Linked DNA regions of Homo sapiens: region 2 is linked to region 1. Evidence: read pairs that join two places in POLR2A ChIA-PET (ENCODE). Cell type or tissue: Caco-2. All regions are shown on one strand. Each heading gives the region's core, and the rest is flanking DNA. Links, peaks and the distances in the headings are about the cores only.

The links. ChIA-PET counts read pairs that join two places held together with the same protein. Peaks named below come from ENCODE experiments on the same cell type or tissue, not always from the same donor. Only the 100,000 strongest peaks of a DNase experiment are listed, where the experiment ranks them.
Region 2: POLR2A ChIA-PET joins it to region 1 with 5 read pairs; 3 of 35 experiments call an interaction of 5 or more read pairs at or near these places.

What each region holds. Positions count from the first base shown.
Region 1 is chr6:149,040,037-149,048,310 of GRCh38, reverse strand. All of the region lies in intron 7 of UST (uronyl 2-sulfotransferase), which reads right to left. Among named protein-coding and RNA genes, the nearest start is that of UST-AS2, 12 kb to the right of the region's middle. RefSeq lists an enhancer at 4,562-4,641. In Caco-2, for the core only: no CTCF peak of the experiment used is centred there; a DNase peak (open chromatin) is centred at 4,670.
Region 2 is chr6:149,737,035-149,743,132 of GRCh38, reverse strand. NUP43 (nucleoporin 43) reads left to right here. Exons shown (of 8, transcript NM_198887.3): 4 at 563-743; 5 at 4,355-4,490. Among named protein-coding and RNA genes, the nearest start is that of NUP43, 6.4 kb to the left of the region's middle. In Caco-2, for the core only: no CTCF peak of the experiment used is centred there; no DNase peak of the experiment used is centred there.

The DNA of each region.
Region 1 (8,274 bases), core at 3,549-6,048:
TCGGCCTCCTAAAGTGCTAGGATTACATGCATGAGCCACCATGCCAGCCCTTTACTTTCTCCTTGTATAAATATGTGTTTTACTGCTTTTATGCTTAGTAAATCCTTAGCAAAACCCCATCCCCCCAAAAAACAGTCAACTATATTTTCCTCTATTCCTTTCATATTTTCATTAAAAAAAAAATGAACTCTTTAGACCATCTGGAATTTATTAAGGCCCATGATATAAGGAGACTATTTTTTCCCTAAACATTTAGCTAACTAATTTACACCTTTATTTATTCTTTCTTTTTAATGATCTTTACCAGAGAGCACATTACCTTTTGCATTAGCAACTGTTTCTGTTACTGTTTCACTGACTTGTCTATCTGAGCTTGTGCTTTTACACCATTATTTTAAACCCAAGAGCTTTCTAGTATTTTTGAATCTTGTTGGGCAAATCTCCTCTCATTACTTTAAAAAAAGATCACTGGCCATGTCACTTGTTTATTTTTTCCAGATGAGCTTGAGAATCACTTTAAGCTAAAAAAAAATACTTTAAATTATATGCTCATGTGAGGAAAATGGCATTTTTGTGATATTCCATATTTTCATGCATGAACATGGTCTGTCCTCTTGGTTTGCATTTCTTTGGTTGTTGTTGTTCCCAAAGTAAAGTTTGGTGCTCACATTTCAAGTAGAAATTCTGGGCTAGAATTTCTCACAAGGGCTTGAACTGTTAATGAAAAACTCTGACCTCATTTAAGTATCCCAAAATGGCCAAGGGGTGGGAGAACACATAAGATTAGATTTCAGAGAGCCAAAAGGACTTTTAAATTTTGAAATGCTCCATAAATGATTATGAAAATGTGTTTCCTTGACTCTGACTAATGAGCCTTAGTGTGGAAAATCCTACTTCTATTGGATTTCTAATGAAATCCTAAATCTATTTCATTAAAGACATAAAGACTATAATTGCAGCATCATTCTGTACACATTCCTTAATTTTTCCTAAAAACTCAATGTTATTTTGACATTAGCAACTACTAGCAAACTATGTCTAAGTATTAGGCATAATCTTTTTTCCCATTAGTTAGCTTACTCCATTTCACAGATATGTAGAAACAAAGTCTGGCTTCAATTTGCATCTGAAATGGGGTGTGTATATATTTTTACTCTTGGTCTGTATTAAAAATAAACTAGAAGAGCAAGTGGGAATGTGCCACAGGATGTGGTCACTCAACTTCATGTGACCTCGACATTTGCATTTGAAAACAACTCTAACTAGTGACTTCAAAGGTGATTTTCAAAATAATGCACAAGGAAAATCGTTCCTCTTTAACTCCAAACAGAGACACGGCCAAGAAGTCAAGTCCACTCAGATCAGTAGGCACTAGATGGGCAATTCTACTGCCACCAGAAAAGCTGAAGCCAGTAGAGTCCTCATGCCACACTTCACAAGGGATCACACCAGGGAATGCTGGAATCTGCATCATGAGAGACTTTGGAACAATTGTGTTGGTCTCTCCTTTCAAACTCAAAAACTTGACTAAGTTGAGCACTTGAAAACCCTGCCCTATTGCAGACGGAAACGGAAGAATCAAATGAGATGATTAGAAAAGTGCCTTGGAAACTGTACATCGGTGCACGGGCACATTATCTCCATTAATCCTCAAAACAGCTTTGTGAGGTCACCATTCTCTGCTTTCGGATGAAGAAACAGACATTCAGAGAGGTTAAGGAGATTGCCGACAGTTAAACAGCTGGTAAGAATTAGAGCTGGGATTCAAACCCATGTCTACTGACTGCAAAGACCATGATTGACCTATGTACTATACCATTTTCACATCTCAGGAAAGGAGAAGAAAACTTCACAGATAGAAGATGCCTTCTTGTTAAAGAGCAGCTTTTAGCTTCCTAGCAGATGATCCAGAACAAGCTGAAGTGAAACAGGAACCCAAAGATCAGCCAACTCCTTGGCCTGCTAACAGGCAGTGGTGGCCCTACCCCTGGCCAGTAGACTGGTTTTGGGACCAACTTATAACACTAATTGTGTGTGACCTGCATATTCCCAACAGAAAGAAGCCTCTGAGCTTGCTTTTGTTAAACTTCCAGGATAGGACTGAAGCCATTCTTGCTTACATTTTGTTCACCAAATAAGACTCTAGGCTCCATAAACAGGGATGCACGATATACTCCAGGCACAGGTATGTTCTAAGTGCATTAAAGCTGTGTATGGATTTGAAGGGAAAATCTCTTTCCAATTTTCTATTGAATACTTCTTGACTGTGGCCTCCAGAAAACAATAGTTGTTGACAGTCACATGCCTGGCATTCAGCAATCTGGCTTCTGTGATGGTTTCCCAGCTCTATGGTGAGCTGGGAAAATATCTAGAACATTTCTAAGCAGATATTCTGGGAGATGGCTTTTTTTAAGGTATAATTGAAAGGACTTCAAGCTTCCAGACTTGGGTGACTGGCAAAATTGTGGCACTGTGGAGTAATCTGCATCCCTTTAAATAAATAAAACACAAAATCCTACATAGATGATTAAAGAAAATGGAGAACTAGAAGGGGGTTGCCTTGCTCTTAAAACCCCACCTCTCCTTCTCAGAGATTTTTGCTGGCTTTAAGCTCAGTCTTTCAACTGCAGGAGAGAGATGTTCTGTATATGAGAGGGCAATAGTGAACTAGAATCATTTGGGGCTTCCTGGCACCTTCCAGTCACCTCCCTGTGGTGGACAAGAGAATTGTTACTAAGCCTGTGCCTAGAGATCCGCAGGGTACCCACACACACTTCCTGGTGAGCGCCATCCATGTCCTCTCTGTTCTTTGTGTGACTAGCAGGGTTGGGCACATCATCTGGGCTCAAAAATATGTTTGCCCTTACTTTTCATGACAAAAACCACAATTACTTTTGCACCAACCTAATACAATAAATTGAGTTTGTGGACCAAATAAATCCCTTTTCCTTATTTCTATGTAGCATTGCATCTTAAGTAAAAATGAAGTTTAGTATACCATGAAGGTGAACTCATGGAAAAATAAGGAACACAGGAGCAACTCTCAAAATAAAAACCCAGTTTCACAAAAAATGACAAATTTCAAATGCACGGGTTTCTGAGCCCCAAATAGCTAATGCTACTGCTTATAGCCAGAAAGCCTGTCCACACATCCACACTTTGAGTAAAGACCCTGCCCTGGGACTTAACTTCAGAATGCCTAAATCTCTCTGAATCTGAAAGTAGGACTAGATTATAAAAGCAGTGCTCTATTAGTTACACCCCTAATAAAAAAAATGGTACTTATCAACTTACAGAATTTGGCATACAGTTGAGACATTGATTGTTTCAGCAATGTGTGCTCACTATGTGCTCACTTTGTAAAGCAAAACAAAACACTAAGCCTTTGATGCTGGCATATTGGCCTTTTTCTCTTGGGTGGATTCCACTTTGCAAGTGTTTCCTGCCCCAGATTAATCTGATATCCAAAGCACGTGTTATTGGAAGAGCTTTTTGCTATTTGTGCCCAAAACATTAGACTACTGAGCACATTATTAAGCAAACTTGGATCCTTTTTAGGAGCTCTCCAGATGGGTTACTGCCTTTCAGCTGCGCCCAGCATTCTTGTCTCTGGTGGTATTAAGCTGGAGCCACAGGCATGCAGCAGACGCCATTTCCCCAATAAACCCCATGGCCGAATGAGGCAGAGCGGGCACCACTCACACTTCATATTAAGTTCAGCCTACGGATGCTGATATCTGAATAACATTCCCACCGACCGTCATCCCCCTCAAAAGCAAAATGTAGAAAGGCAGCGAACTACATTTGAGGTTGAAGCCAGCAGTACAGATCCAGTTGTTCAGACTGTCATTTGACATTGTGTTTCCTCACTGATACTAGGGAAAAAGAGAGTGAGGGGAAATGGGAGACTTTAACCACAATACCATAATGGAGGCCACAAATAAGCTACTGTATGTCAACAGAAGTCAGACACTGACAAGAGTTTTTTTTTGAAATGAAAAAACATTGACATTTTAAAAGAATATGCTAATATTGCTTGAGATTTAAGAACTGGTAGAAGTCTCAGGCTGAACAGAGGGAAATGTTTAGCAAAACCCTCATGAAATTGATTCAAGTTTTACTAGGAATTAAGTTACAGTTTTTGACTCTGAACCATTAAAACCAACTATTCAGCCAAAAATGTATTTGGGATTTAACATTTTCTTTTGGAAAAACATCTTAAAAGTGATGTACCCTAGTCACTTAAAGGCTGTGAAACTCTATTTTAACAATATGATGGGGCCCACTTTCAACCAAAGCAAAGCTAATAATAATATGGTCTAAGATCAAGACTAATAACACATGTGGTTTTGTATCTACTTATAGACACTCTGGGAGTTGTGTGGTCTTTTGTGATGGCCACTGGGACTGATTCTGAGTTGGTGAAAGTAAGCTAATCTTCCATGGCTGATGCCAGGAACCAACGCACATGCCCTATTATACTTAGGCAAACAATATCCTATGTTATAATGTGGAAATATAGAAGCATGGCAGAGCCAGAAGTCAACCCGCATAAACAAAAGGCTTGGTCACCATTTGGAGTGCCAGCGCCACATCCTGGCTCTGAACAAGATGGCCGGCCTCAGGGCCTCGGGCCAGTTCTCCCGACTGACAGCAGCCAGTGGCTCCTCCTGGTGGCTCTCCGTCAGATGACGCCTGTCCACATCAAGGCTCCCACCAGAGTGCTTCCTCTCCCGTGGTAGGGCCAGCCCTCAGAAAAGGAGGCCACAGCACTGGCCTTCCACACAGACTGGAATGCTCACTGTTCTAGGGGATGCGGATGCCTGTGAAAATCTGAAAATTCTTTGCTTCCCAGAAAAAAAGCAGGAATATGAAATTTTTTTCTGATAAACTGGATGGCAGCCAGGTGTCGTGGTTCACACCTGTTATGCTAACACTTTGGGAGGTCAAGGTGGGTGGAATGCTTGAACCCAAGAGTTTGAGATCAGCCTGGGCAGCACAGTGAGACCTCACCTCTATAAAAAATAAACAAAATAAGTGGGTATGGCGGCACAAACCTGTGGTCCTAGCTACTTGGGAGGCTGAGGCAGGAGGACAGAATTTGGTCCCAAGAGGTTGAGGCTGCAGTGAGCCGAGATCATGCCACCACACTCTAGCCTGGGTAACAGAGTGAGACCCTGTCTCCAGAAAAAAGAAAGAAAGAATGAAAAGAAACAAGAGAAAGAAAAAGAAAGAAAGAAAGAAAGAAGGAAAGAAGGAAAGAAGGAAAGAAAGAAAGAAAGAAAGAAAAAGAAAGAAAGAAAGAAAGAAAGAAAGAAAGAAAGAAAGAAAGAAAGAAAGAAAGAAAGAAAGAAAAGGATGGTGATGGAGCAGCTGAAAGATTCCCTGAAAGGCCAGGTGTGGTGGCTCATGTCTATAATCCTAGCACTTTGGGAGACCAAGGAAAGAGGAGCACGTGAGTCCAGGAGTTTGAGACAAGCCTGGGCAACACAATGAGACCCCATCTCACATTTAGGAAAAAATATATATCAAATCAAATAAAAATTCCCTGAAAACCATGTGGTGGACTTCAGGTTAAGAACTTCTGCTGTGGGCCACACTTAGTGTTGTAGGAACGGCATAGTTTGTGGGGAGGAGGAAAAGTACTACTGAAAATCTGCTCTTTTGCAAAAAGCCCTCACTCTTAGTAGCACAGGCCACGCCTGGACATCCACCATGAATGACTCCTTCCTTTGAAGTGGAGTGACCTGCCTCAGGGCCCTGCTGGACCACGGGTGGCAGGGTGGCGCAGTGCTATGCCTGGGTCCAGGTCCTGGTGCAGTGTGGACCAGGGCAAGCTACCCACAAATAGGGTTTCTCACCATATCCCACGGCAGCCAAGATTTAACCCTCTGCCCACACTGCTAATGAGAGGAATGGCAGGAAGGGCCAAAGATGTGAGATAATGAACCTGCTTAAATGGCCAACAGTTCACATCACATCACCTGTATTTTTAGTGCACCAAATTTAGATGAATAAAAGAACATACTTCCTACAAAAAAAGCTCTTTAAAATAATTATCAGTACATGTATAGTAAAAAGTGCCTAAAATGATTTTTTTTTCTAAGGAGCCTCCCCATAAAATAGTGACGTCATATACAAACTTCAGTTTCCTCATCTGTAAAATGGGAATAATAAAAGTGCCTAAGTCACTGGATTATTCTGATAATTACATTAGGTAGCCCACATAAAATGTTTATCACAGTACATGCATTCAGTATTAATTCAATACATTTTTACTGTACACCCACTACGTGGAAAGTACTGTTCTAGTATTTCTGTGATCACTATTCTCATTATTAGAAATTCCCCTGGGAAGGACAAATTGTGTTATTGTCAGCTGTCAATATATTGTATTCTAGATCATTCTAGATCTTTGTTCTAGAATGATCTATTAGGGTCCTCGGGGAGTGGGCCACAGGACAGTCGAGTTTTAGGAGAGGACGGTTCTGGTGCCAAGGGTGGTCAGCATGGAGAGGGTGGTCTAGGGTGTGGGAATGGAGGCCTGGAGGCAGGCATGTAGCGGGGGAATCTGTCCAGGAAGATGGAGTAGCAGGATGCAGAAGAGAAACTCTCTTTGTTCTGGTCATGGTCTCCAGTTGTGGGAGAGAACAAGCGATGAAGAGGCATCTGAACAGCGGCGCATTTCACCATGACCAGAGATTGTCACCAACACTCTGTGTCACTGTGGAAAGGATCTCCATGACTAAACTGAAGGCCTGGTGTGCAGGGGCTACCCTGGAGGAGAGGGGTTCCCTCCAGAAGAGCAAGGGGCATGGACAAGGGGACAAAAGGTAGAACATCCCAGCTCCAGGTCTCTTCCTTGGCTATGAACCTCAACAGGCCAGTCACACTTACTGGCCTCACTGCATTTGTGCTCCTATCTCATGCCTTTGCCCTCTGCTCTCCTGCAGGATGTTGCAGCGATAGCTCGCTGGGCTGGAGGTCCAAGAGGAGGTGTTCTTTGCCCACTAGTGAGCCAGCAGGTTCCAACTCCTCCTGGAGTGGATCACAGGCAGCCAGCAGTGGCTAGCAAGAGGTCCCAGGCAAGGAGGAAGTCAGCACAGAGATCAGGACTATTAAATGCATCAATATCCATAAAGCCCTCATGATGCTGTCTGGCCCACAGTAAGTGCACCATCACTAGTGTTTGTTAAATAAATGGCCCAGCTGCCTCTCCCTCAGGAAATTTCTTTTTCAAGGCCGACCTGGGAAACATGGACTTTCTTTAGGTTTTATTTAAAAGGGCAATGTTTCTGTATAACAGAGGTCCACCCAGGGTCTTACGGGGATGCACAGGCTGTATCTCACAGCAAGGAGGAGGATGTCACGCAATCCATTCACTGGGGCAAAGAGTGCCTGTCTCTACTATGACAACTTAGTAAGATGGCTGAGAAAATGCATTCAGATCATGGAAACAGAAACCAGTAAGGAGAGGCCTTGGGAGTCTTTACCTGGATGTTTCTGAGCCCTTACAAAGCCACGCCGTGGAGTTCAGTTTGTTGGCACCTGTGCTTAGGGGGACCACATGCTGGAGAATGCACTGAATCGCAGGTCTTTCACTGACTGACTACATACAAAATACAATTTTATTTTAATTAATTAACTAATTAATTGAGAAGGAGTTTCACTTTTGTTGCCCAGGCTGGAGTACAATGGCATGGTCTCGACTCACTGCAACCTCCGCCTCCTGGGTTCAAGTGATAATCCTGCCTCAGCCTCCCGAGTAGCTGGGATTACAGGCATGCACCACCATGCCTGGCTCATTTTTGTATTTTTAGTAGAGACGGTGTTTTACCATGTTGGCCAGGCTGGTCTTGAACTCCTGCCCTCGTGATCCGCCCGCCCGGCCTCCCAAACTGTTGAGATTACAGGGGTGAGTCACTGCGCCCGGCCTACAATTTTATTTTTACAATGCTTACCTGCTAGTATCTACAGGCATTTTGCAGGAAAAAATACAAATAATACAGGTAAAAATCAGATCAAAATACTAGAAAGAAAGAATGAGACAAGTGAAAATTAAAATGCTAGGGTGACACTGTGATATACAAATGGAATCAAACTAGTTTCAGTACTTTATTTAAAAAGCTATTAAATACTTAACTTTGTTACCGCCAAGGTTTGAGTTGTTTGAGTTGGAAGAGCTCAGGACTGTATGAAAAAGAGAACAGTGGCAATTTTTATCTTTATGCCTAACCAGCCTTCAGATCTGGGGGTGGTGGAGGAACAGGCCAC
Region 2 (6,098 bases), core at 3,031-5,530, 700 kb before region 1:
GCGATCTCTGCTCACTGCAACCTGCATCTCTCTGGTTCAAGCAATTCTCACACCTCAGCCTTTCAAGTAGCTGGGATTACAGGCGCGTGCCACCACACCTAGCAAATTTTTGTATTTTTAGTAGAGACGGGATTTTGCCATATTGGCCAGGCTGGTCTCGAACCCCTGATCTCAGATGATCTGCCTGCCTTGGCCTCCCAAAGTGCTAGGATTACAGGCATGAGCGACAGCCGTGGGCCAGATATGTATATTTTAGATGTAGGTTAATTCCCATAAGAATACAAAGAGTTGCCTTTGAACATCCAACTGCTTGATCCCTAAAAGTCATTACTGTAGTTTGAGATAAATGTGGGGCATTATTAAACAATATTCCTTTTGTATCTAATTCAGTGTATATAGAACTTTGATGGCAGTAGTTTCTAGATTTCATTATTCTAAAGGAAAAAGGAGAGATTTATTCTTGTAGAAGGGTGTGAGTCAGAATTTAAAGATACTCTTGTTGGGAAGAAGTGCTAATTCCTTAGTACTTTGCTTTAATAGTATCCTCATTTCTGATGCCTAGACTCTGTCAGTCAACCAGCAGTGGACTACAGCTCACTACCACACAGGCCCTGGCAGTCCTTCCTATAGCAGTGCACCATGTACAGGTGTTGTGTGCAACAACCCAGAAATCGTTACAGTTGGAGAGGATGGTCGAATAAATCTCTTCAGAGCTGATCACAAGGAAGCTGTAAGAACCATAGGTAAGAAAAATCCCAGCCTGGCCAACATGGCGAAACCTAGTCTCTTCTAAAAATACAAAAGTTAGGCTGGGTGTGGTGGCTCACCCCGGCAATTGCAGCACTTTGGGAGGCCGAGGCAGGTGGATCACCTGAGGTCGGGAGTCCGAGACCAGCCTGACCAACATGGAGAAACACCGTCTCTACTAAAACTACAGAATTTGCTGGGCATGGTGGCACATGCCTGTAATCCCAGCTACTTGGGAGGCTGAGGCAGGAGAATCGCTTGAACCTGGGAGGCGGAGGTTGCAGTGAGCAGAGATCGCACCATTGCACTCCAGCCAGGGCAACAAAAGTGAAACTCTGTTTAAAAAAAAAAAAAGAAAAGTTAGCCAGGCGTGGTGGCGCATGCCTGTAATCCCAGCTACTCAGGAGGCTGAGGCAGGAGAATCGCTTGAACCTGAGAGGTGGAGGTTGTGGTGAGCTATGATGGCACTCTGCAGTCCCACCTGGGTGACAGAGGGAGACCCTGTTTCAAAAAAAGAAAAATCATTGTACTCCTTTCATCCATCAGAGTAATTGAGCACTTACCATATACTAAGTAAATACTGCCAGGCACGGTGGCTCATGCCTGTTACCCCAGCACTTTGGGAGGGTGATGCAGGCGGATCACAAGGTCAAGCGATCAAGATCATCCTGGCCAACGTGGTGAAAATCCGTCTCTACTGAAAATAACAAAAATAAGCTGGGTGAGGTGGTGTGCATCTGTAGTCCCAGCTACTCGGGAGGCTGAGGCAGGAGAATCACTTAAACCCGGGAGGCAGAGGTTGCAGTGAGCCAAGATTACACCACTGCACGCTAGCCTTGTGACAGAGAGAGACTTCATCTAAAAAAAAAAAGTAAACACAATGTTAAGTGATGGAGGGATGTAAAAATATATGGCCGGGTACAGTGGCTGACGCCTATAATCCCAGCACCTTAGGAGGCAAAGGCGAGCAGATCATTTGAGGCCAAGAGTTTGAGACCAGCCTGACCAATATTGCAAAACCCCATCTCTACTAAAAATACAAAAATTAGCTGGGCATGGTGGCACAGGCCTGTAATCCCAGCTGCTTGGGAGGCTGAGGCATGAGAATCGCTTGAACCTGAGAGACTGAGAGGCTGCAGTGAGCCGAGATCATGCCACCGCACTCCAGCCTGGGTGACAGAGCAAGACTCTGTCTCAAAAAAATATAAAATATATGTACACATGTGCACACACAACGCAAGGCAGGATCCCTTTGTCAAGACAGTATGTTGATGAGACCAGTATGAATGACTGACTAGAGGAAACAGAAACCTTTTTTTTTTTGGTGAGAGGGCATTATCAGATAAAACATCTGGAAGCAGGTAGTAATTAATAGTTTTTCTAGGTTCTAGACCATAAGTAATACTAAAAGATGGCGTGCTAGACAAAGGGAATAGGCCAGAGGCAGGATAAAGACATTCAGAGAATGACAAAAAGTATAGTTTGACCCGACTTTAGATATTTATTTAGGAGAGATGAAAGATGAAGCAAGAGAGAAGTAAGCTGGGGCCAGATTGCAAAGAGTCTGTAATGCAAAATCACAGAAGTTACATCTTTTAGGTGGAAAACTAAGTGTATTGGTTCTGAACTATGCTTCAGCCAGACTTCTCTGAGGAAATTTTTTAACTGTCGACCACTCTAGACCTTTTAAATCAGAATCTCTAGGAATTGAGCCCATGAATCCATTTTGTATGTGTGTGTTTTGTTTGTTTGTTTGTTTAGATGGAGTCACGCTCTGTCACCAGGCTGGAGTGCAATGGCACGACCTCAGCTCACTGCAACCTCCACCTCCTGGGTTCACGCGATTCTCCAGCCTCAGCCTCCCGAGGAGCTGGGACTACAGGCGCACGCCACCACACCCACCTAATTTTTGTATTTTTAGTAGAGACAGGCTTTCAACATGTTGGCCAGGATGGTCTTGATTTCTTGACTTTGTCATTCGCCTGCCTCGGCCTCCCAAAGTGCTGGGATTACAGGCGTGAGCCACTGTACCTGGCCTTTTGTGTTGTTTATTATGATTTTCATTTCTGAGTTAAGTTGCATTACTTTTTTTTTTTTTTTTTTTTTTTTTGAGACAGGGTCTTGCTCTGTCACCCAGGCTGGAGTGCAGTGGCATGATCCCAGCTCATTGCAACCTCTGCCTCCCAGGTTCAAGCGATCCTCCCACCTCAGCCTTCCAGGGATGTGGGACTACAGATGCACACCACCATGCCCAGCTAATTTTTGTAGAAACGAGGTTTCACCATGTTGCCCAGGCTGGTGTCAAACTCCTGGGCTCAAGTGGTCTGCCCACCTCGGCCTCCCGAAGTGCTGAGATTACAGACATGACCCACTGCACTGGGCGACATTACTTATTTGTTAATTAATGACCATTGCCTGGTGGCAGTGTAGAGGAGTGGCACAAACTAAAGTCCATAAAGTATATGTTAAATTATGAGGCATAAGTTCTAAACACTAGGAAATCAACAAAAAGGACCATTATGACAATAAGGAGTGACTTCATGGAGAGGGCGAGAGTTGATGAGGGTGAAAATGAGTAGATTTGGGATGAGTCTGCAGAATAATACAAGGTTAGAATGAGCTCTGTAGGAAGCACTGGAGTTTGGCTCAATAGAATGGAAGTTCTAGGTCAGGGACTAGTGGGAAGTAAGATTGGGTTTAGAGGAGCTTGAACAACTCTCTCAGAAATGCAGGGTAACAATCTTAAGAGTTAAAAAGAAATGTATGAAAACTCAGCCTTCCATTTAGAAAACAGTTCAAGGCTGGGCCTGGTGGGTCATGCCTGTAATTCTAGCACTTTGGGAGGCTGAGTGAGGCGGATCACCTGAGCTCAGGAGTTCGAGACCAGCCTGGCCAACATGGTGAAACTCCGTCTCTACTAAAAATACAAAAATTAGCCAGGCATGGTGGCATGTACCTGTAATCCCAGGTACTAGAGAGGCCGAGGCAAGAGAATCGCTTGAACCTGGGAGGCGGAGGTTGTAGTGAGCCCAGAGTACGCCACTGCCCTCTAGCCTGGGTGACAGAGCGAGATCCATCTCAAAAAACAAAAAGAAAAAGAAAACAGTAGGCCAGGCGTGGTGGCTCAAGCCTGTAATCCCAGCATTTTGGGAGGCCGAGGCTGGTGGATCACCTGAGGTCGGGAGTTCGAGACCAGCCTGACCAACATGGAGAAACCCAGTCTCTACTAAACATACAAAATTAGCTGGGTGTGGTGGCACATTTCTAATCCCAGCTATTTGGGAGGCTGAGGCAGGAGAATAGCTTGAATCCGAGAGGTGGAGATTGCGGTGAGCCGAGATCGCGCCATTGCAGTCCAGCCTGGGCAACGAGCAAAAAAAAAAAAAAGAAACAGAAAACAGTTCAGATGTCCTGTGAGTAAATGTTTTTCCCATCCAAAGAGAATCCATTTAAACATATACATTAACCATGCATTTTTCTATAGAAATTTAAATTATAAGTTACTGGAAATTGTAATATATCAATCCATGAAAGGAGTGTGATTTAAGATTTTCTTGGGAAAAAAAGGGGACTCATTAACACATACTACCATTTTTTAAATTTTTAGACAATGCAGATAGTAGTACACTCCATGCTGTAACCTTTCTTCGAACTCCTGAGATTCTTACTGTAAATTCAATTGGACAGTTGAAAATATGGGATTTCAGACAACAAGGAAATGAGCCTTCTCAGATATTGTCACTGTAAGTGTTGATTTGTAATTTCAGTAATGTAATCCACAAATTAATGTGTTAGGTTGTTTATAGCTACTGGCTTTAAGCCATATTGAATTTTAATTGCATTTTAAGAGGGAGATCCCTGATTAAAATTTGGTAGAGCAAGCATAACTTGACGGGGTTGGTACTACTATGCTTCATTTAGTAATTATTTGTTATAGTGATTCAGAGCCTTTACTCTTTGAAGTTTGTATTATTTCATGGAGAACTTATTTCTGCTCTTTCAATGATTGTTTAATGGATAAAATATACTCCAGATGTAATGATTGGGGGAAAAATATAATTCCAAATATTTTTTCTGAGCAGAAATCCCCCTTTGTAGGTGTACAACGTTCTCTCGTAAGAAAATAGAATGTGTCACACTGAAAAAATAGTTACATAAACTAAGCATTAAATAAGATGATAAATAATATTTAGTATATAATTGATGTATGAGTTTTTAAATAATTTAACAAGTGGAAATGTGATTTGTACATCTTACCATCGGATTGTCTTTCATTCCATGTCTCCAAATTGAAGTGAAAATGAATAATTGTGGCCTTGAATTATTTCAAAATTGTACTATTTAGAAATATATCTAATTTAGTTCATTTTTTTTGGTATCATTAAGATTCAGCCAGGCTGGGCGTGGTTGCTCATGCTTGTAATCCCAGCACTTTGGGAGGCCGAGGCAGGCAGATCACTTGAGGTCAGGAGTTCAATACCAGCCTGGCCAACACAGTGAAACCCCGTCTCTACTAAAAATACAAAAACTAGCCAGGCATGGTGGCACGTGCCTATAGACCCCGCTACTCAGGAGGCTGAGGCAGGAGAATCACTTGAACCTGGGAGCCAGAGTTTGCAGGAGAATCACTTGAACCTGGGAGGCAGAGTTTGCAGGAGAATCACTTGAACCTGGGAGGCAGAGTTTGCAGTGAGCTAAGATCGTGCCATTGCACTCCAGCCTGGGCAACAAGAACAAAACTCTGTCTCAAATAAAAAAAAGATTCAGCCAGTAGCTCCAGCCACTAAGTTGACACTTAGTTACCATATAAAACATGTTTCTTGGCTGAGCATGGTGACTCATGCCTGTAATCCCAACATTTTGGAAGGATTATCTGCGGTGAGAAGTTTGAGACCAGCTAGGGCAACACAGTGAGACCCCATCTCTACCAAAATTTCTTAAAATAGCCTGGCACGGTAGCATGTGCCTGTAGTCCTAGCTACTTGGGAGGCTGAGGCAAAAGGCTCTTTTGAGCCCAGCTTGCAGCAAGCTGTAGATAGGCCATTGCACTGTAGCCTGGGTGACAAGACAAGACCCTGTCTCTCTTTTTTTTTTTTTTCTTTGAGACAGAGTCTTACTCTGTCACCCAGGCTGGAGTGCAGTGGCATGATCTTGGCTCACTGCAACTTCTGCCTACTGGGTTCAGGCGATTCTCATGCCTCAGCCTCCCAAGTAGCTGGAACTACAGGCATGTGCCACCATGCCTGGCTAGTTTTTGTATTTTTAGTAGAGATGGGGTTTCGCCATTTTGGCCTGGTTGGTCTTGAACCTCAAGTCATCCACCTGCCTTGGCCTCCCAAAGTGCTGGGATT